Linked DNA regions of Homo sapiens: region 1 is linked to region 2. Evidence: chromatin contacts called from ENCODE Hi-C data. All regions are on one chromosome and are shown on one strand. The core of a region is the stretch at or near the end of the contact, and the rest is flanking DNA. Distances in the headings are between cores, read along the strand shown.

What was found. A loop is a pair of places that touch in the nucleus more often than their neighbours do. Pooled maps may share reads with other maps.
Region 1: a loop to region 2 is called in a pooled map, with 8 times the contacts of the local background. The contact joins the promoter of TRIM21 here to the promoter of RHOG in region 2. A Hi-C loop is called at or near these places in 1 of 168 maps with a recorded cell type or tissue (naive thymus-derived CD4-positive, alpha-beta T cell), 1 of 37 single-sample maps with no recorded cell type and 10 of 50 pooled maps.

Annotation. Positions count from the first base shown.
Region 1 is chr11:4,391,272-4,395,438 of GRCh38, forward strand. It overlaps TRIM21 (tripartite motif containing 21), which reads right to left and starts at 2,431. Exons shown (of 7, transcript NM_003141.4): 1 at 2,362-2,431. RefSeq lists enhancers at 2,322-2,531, 2,552-2,611.
Region 2 is chr11:3,839,391-3,843,878 of GRCh38, forward strand. It overlaps RHOG (ras homolog family member G), which reads right to left and starts at 1,569. Exons shown (of 2, transcript NM_001665.4): 1 at 1,504-1,569. RefSeq lists silencers at 1,310-1,699, 1,750-1,799, 2,150-2,419, 2,460-2,509.

The DNA of each region.
Region 1 (4,167 bases), core at 1,181-3,680, 550 kb after region 2:
ACAGACATTTCTCAAAAGAAGTCATACAAATGACAAACAGGCATATGAACAGTTGCTCAACATCATTGATTATCAGAAAAATGCAAATCAAAACTACAATGAGATATAATCTCATCTCAGTTAAAATGTCTTTTCTCCAAAAGACAGGCTATAACAAATGCTGGTGAGGGTGTGGAGAAAAGGGTACACTCATATGCTGTTGGTGGGAAGGTAAATTAGTACAATCACTACAGAGAACAGTTTGGAGGTTCTTCAAAATACTGAAGATAGAGCTACCATATGATCCATCAATCCCACTGCTAGCATATACCCCAAAGAAAGGAAATCAGTATATCAAAGAGATATCCACACTTCCATGTTTACTGCAGCACGTTTCACAATAGCCAAGATTTGGAAGCAATCTAAGAGTCCATCAACAGATATATGGATAAAGAAAATGTGGTATGTATACACAATGGAGTACTGTTCAGTCATAAAATATAATGAGATCCTGTCATTCACAACAACATGAATGGAACTGGAGGTCATTATGTTAGGTGAAATAAGCCAGGCACAGAAACACAAACATTGTATGGTCTCACTCATTTGTAGAAGCTAAAAATTAAAACAATTGAACTCATGGAGTTAGATAATAGAAAGATGGTTACCAGAGGCTGGGAAGAGTAATAGGGAGGGTCTGTGTGTGGGGGAGAAGATGGGATGGTTAATGGGTACAAAAGTGGAGTGAATTAGATCTAGTATTTGATAGTACAACAGGGTGACTATAGTCAATAATTTAATTGTACATTAAAAATAAGAGTATAATTGCATAGTTTGTATTACAGATGATCAATGCTTGAGGTGATAGATGCCCCACTTACCCTGATGTGATTATTACACATTGTATACCTGTATCACAATATTCCATATACCCATAAATATACCTACTATGTGCCCACAAAAATTAAAAATATACTAAAAAAAGAAAAACAAAATGATGCAAAGGAAAATAAAAAATAAGAATAAAAATAATGGGTCAGGCACGGTGGCTCACACCTGTAATCCCAGCACTTTGGGAGGCCGAGGTGGGTGGATCACCTTAGGTCAGGAGTTCAAGACCAGCCTGACCAATATGGTAAAACCCTGTCTCTACTAAAAATACAAAAATTAGCTGGGAGTGGTGGTGGGCACCTGTAATCCCAGCTACTTGGGAGGCTGAGGCAGGAGAATTGCTTGAACCTGGGAGGCAGAGGTTGCAGTGAGCCAAGATTGTGCCATTGCACTCCAGCCTGGGTGACACGGCGAGACTCCCTCTCAAAAACAAAACAAAACAAAACAAGGCATAAAATTAATGGCAAAACAATTAATGTCAAAAACAGTAATTACTTTTGCACCGATCAAACAGTTTGTTGAATAAGTTTATTCCTGTTCTGAATAACAAGAACTCCTCCATTGTTTGGTCCATTGATCCAGTGAGACAGAAGGAGAAACTGAGTCCCTAAAAGAGGGAATGAAAATTGGCAAGAACCTCATAAAGCTGTTGACAGTTCTACTCTCATCATGTCCATTCCTGCTTAAACCCTCAGTGCTCATCCATCTCCTGTCGGGTACCAACAGGCCTCCATGTTGCTGAGAAATTATAGCTACTTTTTACCATGTACCTTCCATGTGCCAGAGATACTTCATGCTTTGAATATATCTTCATTAATCCCTCCTATAACGGCGGAAGTCAGTTGCATATATGTATGTAGGTGTATATGTATGTATACACACAGAGTAACAGGAACCGTGGCCAGCACTCCCTGGGCTCTTTTCTCAGCTGCTCCAAACTTAGTTTAGTTCCTGACAACACTTATTCTAGGACAAAGAATAATTCTGAAGGCCTATACATTTCTGGTTGAACATCCTAAACAGCCTGCCCCTCTCACCTCTGGAGGACTTTTGGACCTGGGAGTCTCCAGAATTGCAGACCTCCCCGACACTGGGCTCCCTACCCTCCTGGCTAGGCTGTAGTCCTGGCTATCCCAGCCACACCCAGCCGTCATCCTAGGTCAGGTGCCAGCATGGGGGCAGCCGGGCCCCTTCCCCTTCTGGGTAACTCCACAGTCACGTCCACAACCCAGCCTCCTCCCAGGTAGGGGGCAGCCGGGCCCCTTCCCCTTCTGGGTAACTCGGCAGTCAGGTCCACACCCCAGCCTCCTCCCAAGCAGGGGGCCAGCACCGGAAGCGCAGCTGGTCTTGGGTTGAGGGATCCCTGGTGGGAGAAGGGGCAAATGGGACCGGCTCAAGGATGGAGACTGGAAGGGGCTCTGCAACCCTGGGGCAGGGGAGAGAGGTCCCCTAGGAGGGCAGGGGTCCCTTGATCTAGTGGGGTTCACTCACCTTTACAGGGGACTCAACGCTGGTAGCCAGCTCCCTATTTCACTTTCAGTTTCCGCTCAGAAGCAAGTCTGAGAGGAAAGGGGAGGGAGGAGGAGGAGCCGTGGGAGGAGTGAGGGAGGAGCAGTGGGAGGAGCAGAGCCTTGAAAGGGTGTGTGGAGAAATGCGGCTGAGAAGAGAAGTCAGAGTTGAGCTGGGGGAGGCTTCAGAGGCTCTGCATGCCCAGGAGGCTTCTCTGAGACTGGGAAGGAGTGGAAACTCAGTAGCCCGTGGTCCTGGTTGCGCGCTCCCTCCCATGTCTTCATTATCTGATTTGGTAAAATATCTACAAGACGGGGGAGTCCGGGCTGCTTTCTTTGACACTGGTCATCACTCCACACCTAGACGCTATGTCCATGTCTGGAAGATGCTTTTAAGGAAGTTTTGATGCAGAGAAGAGTGGCCGGTGCTCTTCCTCGCGTGCCACCATCTGCTTACTTCCAGAAGCTAATTATTTTCATGTGACTGATGTGACTAATATTTTTTAACGCCTGCAGGTGAGTGATTTATTTCGCATGACCCCAAGGTGAGTGTCCCACCAGTGAGTGGTGAGAAGGAAATTGACATTTGACAACCAACTGTGTTCTTGTCACTGAGCTAGGGACATTCTCAGGTTATATTATTTTTATTTTTAATCGTAAAAATATAGAACATAAAATTTACCAAAGTAATTTTTTTAATTTTCAATCTTGTGTGTCTATAGTAGGTGTATATATTTGTGGGGTACATGAAATATTTTGATACAGGTAGAGCATACAATCCGTAATAATCATATCAGGGTAAGTGGGGTATCTATCCATCACCTCAAGCACTTATCATTTGTGTTATATACAATCCAGTTATATGCTTTTAGTTATTTTAAAATGATAAATTATCATTGACTGTATTCACCTTGTTATGCTATAAAATACTAGATCTTATTCATTCTCTCTCATGTATTTTTGAACCCATTAATCATTCCCCACTACCCTTCCCAGCCTTTGGTAACCATCATCCTCTCTATCTTCATGAGTTGGATTGTTTTAATTTTTAACTCCCACAAATAAGTGAGAACATAACAATTTGTTTGTTTGCCTGTGTTTGGTTTATTTTACTTAACATAATAATCCCCAATTCCATCCATCTTGTAGCAAATGAAAGGTTCTCCTTCTTTTTATGGCTGAATAGTGCTCCATTGTGTATGTGTACCACACTTTCCTTATCCATTTATCTGTTGATGGACACTTACGTTGCTTCCAAATCTTGGCTATTGTGAATAGTGCTGCGATAAACATGGGAGTGCAGATATCTCTTTGATATACTGATTTCCTTTCTCTTGGATATATACCTAACAGTATTTCTTCTGGGTATATACCTAGCAGTATCCAGTAGGATTGCTAGATTACATGGTAGCTCTATTTTCAGGTTTTTTTTTTTTTTTGAGGAACCTTCAAATTGTTTGCCATAGTGTTTGTACTAATTTCCATTCCCATTGACAGTGTATGAGGGTTCCCTTTTCTACATATCCTTGCCAGCATTTGTTATTGCCTTTCTTTTGGTTAAAAGACATTTTAACTGAGGTGAGATAATATCTCGTAGTTTTGATTTGCATTTCTCTGATGATCAGTGGTGTTGAACACATTTTCATATATCCATTTGCCACTTGTATGTCTTCTTCTGAGGAATGTCTATTCAGATCGTTTGTCCATTTTTGAATCAGATTATTATATTTTTTTCCTATAGAGTTGTTTGAGTTCTTTGTATATTCTGGTTATTAATCCCTTGTCAGAT
Region 2 (4,488 bases), core at 319-2,818:
TGCTGGCTTCCCTTGCTCTGGGCCCTCTCAAGGCTGAGGGCAGTTATTTTGTCTGTAAGAGATAAAGATGTAGTCACACAGACACGCGCGCGCGAACACACACACACACACACACACACACACACACACACACAGGCTTTCCATCTCTTTAATCCATCTCTAAGAGATGAAGATGTAGATACACAGACACGCGCGTGCGAACACACACGCAAACACACACACACACACACACACACACAGGCTTTCCAGCTCTTTAATCCGTCTCTATCACTGGGAGGCTGCAGACTGCCTCTCCAAGCTAGGGAGGTTTGAAAAGACTCTAGAACTCACTAAGTCTTCAACAACTGATTCCAAAGCTGGAGATAAGTGGGTGGGAGGGAAGGATACAGAGAGGGTGACAGGCTGAGGGTTCAAAAGGAATGAGGGGTGATGGAAGAAACCAGGAGGTGCATGTGTGTGGGTGCCAGAGCTGGGAAGGGAAGGGATGGGGCAGGTTGCAGAGGACCAAGACGAACATGGGGCAGGGTAGGTGAAGACAGGTCAAGGCCTAGGTATGACCGTATGTTTGGAGGAAAAGAGACTGGAAGGGATGAGAAGAGAGTGATGGCGGATTTGTGGGTAGAAACTAAAGAAGGTGTGGAGGGAGACGACAGGAGCATGTGTATAATTCAGGGACTAAGAATGAAGAGGAACACTAGGAGATGGTTCTCAATTGTCCCCAAAAGACACAACAAAAACTTGTCAGGGACTATCAGTACCTCTGAATGAGAGTCCTTCCACTTCCAGTTACAGGGCAAGACCAAGTTACTCCCAAAAGAGCAAGGCCAGGCTCTGGTCAGCTAGGAACAGCGTCTGCTCACTAAATACCTACTGCTTGGCTCCAGGTAAGGTCGGGACTCAGGAAAACAGACATACAGACAACGACTGGGGTCGGCGGGGCTCCCCCACCCAACCCGGGTCCTCCTGAGTGCAGAGGGCCTTGGGGCTGCAGACCGAGTGTGGGTCTGTATTAGCATCCATCTGACAGGGAGAGAGCTTTCGGAGGCCCCAGACACCGCCCCTCTCACCCCAAGTGTCACAACTGCCAGAGCAGAGGGAGCGCCTTTTCCAGCCCAGAAGCCCTCTCCCCTCACGCACTTCTCAACACCCCCCCCACCAACTTCTGAGGACACCCCACCTGCGTCCGATCTCCCAGCTCTGAGCTCTTCCACTTCAGAGACACTTATCTTGGAGCCCGGGACCCTCCGACCTCAGGGGTCCCTCTCGGCTCCCTAGAGGCGGTACAGCCGCCGGGAAGCCACCCTCGCCGAGCCTCCGCCGGCTCGCAGTGGCCCCGTTCCCGCCCCGCCCGGCCGGCCGCGCCCGCCCTACTTGGACTGAACCGAGAAGCTCCCGCCCGCGGCCTCCGCCAGCAAACTCATGAGCCGGCGCCCGCGCCGAGTCCTGGGCCGGCCGGGCTCTCCTCCCCCGGACCCCTACCCGCCAGCCCCGGCCGGGCCTCACCTGGTGCCCTCCCCGAGGCGGGGGAGCTGGGGGCGGCGGCAGCGGCTCCGGGCTCGAGAAGGAAGTGAGAGCGGGAGGCCGGAGGAAGTGGGGGGGGCGGGCCGGCGAGGCGGGGCGGGCCGGGGCGGGGCCCGACCAGGAAGTCCGAGGGCCGATCTCCCCCTCTCCAGCCCCGGCCCGCCCCCAGCCTCGCCCCCGGCCCAGTCCCGGGCTTGCCACGTTCCCCTCCCAGTCCGCTGCCCCTGCGGTCAGTAAGTCAGGCCTCCCAAGGTCAAGTCTCTCCGCCTCCTCCTGGCCACCCTACCCCTGGAGGCCCTACCCTGGGCGCTAGGCGTTCGTCCTCTTCCCCCCATCCCGCCCCCACCAGCCTCCGCGGGAAGATGCTGAGAAAGGCGCCCCTGGGCCTGGTCCCTTCAGTCAACCCCAGGGATAGAGTGGTGGCCGAGGCTGGGGCAGTCCCCGCCCCTGCCCTGAGCCCCGGGGGAGTGCGAGGTGGTGGTGATTCAGCAGTGGGAAGGCCCCAGACCCCTGGGGAGGGTGGGGAGACTCGGGGGGAAGAGGAGCTGGCGTCAGCACCCAAGGGAAAGACAAGATCAGCAGAGGCGCAGGCGGAGCCGCGGGCCCCAAAAACAGGATGTCGAGTCGTCATTCAGCACCGTGCAGCCCTGCGAGGCCTGGCTCTGGGGAGGGGGCGGGGCGGACGGAGGACTTGGGGCTTCCCTCGCCCCCTCGCCCCCTGTTCTGCTGGGGCGCGCAGCTGCTTGGGGCTGAAGAGCCGCACCCAGGCCTGAGGTCCAGCTTGGGCCCCGGCGACCCGCGGGTGGGCGGGCTCATGGGCGCCCTCTGGTGCTTCGCTCCCTGGCTTTGCGCTCGGAGCTTTGACTTGAGAATCCATATCCTTCGTTCAGCACAAAGTTTCTGAGCGCCTACCACGTGGAGAGAGCTAAGTGCTAGGTGCTGTGAAGAAACACAGCGTTTAAGACAGGATCCCTGTCTTCCAGAAGCTTTTCAAATAAACGGATTGATTCCAGGAATAAATAGCTTAACCTTTCTGAGCCTCAAATCTGTCTTTGGTAAAATAGAATAATTATATTTCACCCCGTAGTTTTGAAGATAACATGAGAATGGGTGTAAAAGACCTGTTGTCAATGCGTATCTCAAACACTAAACAAATATCTTTTAAAAATATCATACCCTAAGAGTCTGGCGCGGTGGCGTCTGCCTGTAATTACAGAGATGGTGAAACCTTGTCTCTATAAACACAAACACACACATATTTTTTGACAGTCTCACGATGTCACCCAGGCTGGGGTGCAGTGGCACGATCTCGGCTCACTGCAATCTCTGCCTCCCAGGTTCATGCAGTTATCCTGCCTCAGTCTCTCGAGTAGCTGGGGTTACAGGTGCATGTCACCACACCCGGCTAATTTTCGTATTTCTAGTAGGGACGGGGTTTCACCCTGTTGGCCACGCTGGTCTCGAACTACTGATCTCAGTTGATCCACCTGCCTTGGCCTCCCAAAGTGCTGAGATTACAGGCGTCAGCCACCACACCCAGCCTACTTATATTTTTAAAAAAATAAATAGGAACCACGTAAGTAATTTAAAACTGTCTATTAATGACATTTCAAAAAAAGTAAAAAGAAACGAAATGAATTTTAACTATATTTGACTTAGCCATAGCCAAAGTATTATCTTTTTTTTTTTTTTTTTTTTTTTTTTGGAGATGGAGTCTCGCTCTGTCACCAGGCTGGACTGCAGTGGCGCGGTCTCTGCTCACTGCAACCTCCGCCTCCTGGGTTCAAATGATTCTCCTGCCTCAGTCTCCCAAGTAGCTGGGATTACAGGCACGTGCCACCATGCCTGGCTTATATTTGTATTTTTAATGGAGATAGGATTTCACCATGTTGGCCAGGCTGGTCTTGAACTCCTCACCTCGTGATCTGCCCGCCTCAACCTCCCAAAGTGCTGGGATTACAGGCATGAGCCACTGCGCCCGGCCTCAAAATATTATCTTTTAGCATGGTAATCAACATAAAAATTACTGGTTATAAAAATTAACTGGATATTTTGCATTCTTTTCTTGTACCAAGTCTTTGAAATGCGGTGTGTATTTTATACTTACAATTTGTCTCAATTTGGCTGGAAACATTTCAAGTGGTCAATAGCATGTGTAGCTGGTGGCTACTGTATCATCCTCAAAAACAGAGGCTTTATCAGATTCAGGCTGGTGAATGACTGTGTGGATGAAGTCTTTCTCAAAGATCCTTCTCTAGAAGCCTCCCCTGACCTGCCAGGCAGTGTTTGGGTCTCTTGTCTCCTCTTCGGTCTGGTCCCTGTAGCCCTTCAGACAAACTCCTCTTTGTGGAGGACATGAGAGCAGGAGGCACAAGGGGAAATTCTCATTCCCATCCATACACCATTGGGACCACTTGACATTGGGGTGCTTGGTATTTCATGAATAAAGAAAGGATTGTGAGCCCCAGAAATGACAGGGTTCAGAGGAACACCATACGCTAAAGCAGCTTCTATGACGCCATTAAAGATTATGTCCCAGCACAAAAGTTTTTTCTGGTTTGTTTGTTGTTTTTTTTTAGATGGGACTCTCACTATGTTGCCTAGGCTGTCCTGGAACTCCTGGGCTCGAGTCATCCTCCCACCTCAGCCTTTCAAGTAGCTAGGACTACAGGCACACACCACCACATCCAGCTCCAGAAGAAATGTTTCTGATATGTGTTCCTAGAATTCCCTTCCCAGGACTTAAGAACAGGAAAAACAGTGGAGCTATGGACTCTCTCCCCTTCAACCAGAGAAGGTTTGCTTTTTATCTGATTTATTTACTAGTATTCTGCATAGAGAGTTTAATTTTGTTTTTAAGTTTCCTGCAAAAAATATTTGAAAATCAATTTAAGGACATAGTGATAAGAGTAGGGAGCACATTAGGTGCTGCAGATTGAAAGACTGGATTGGCAGCCTGGGATCAGA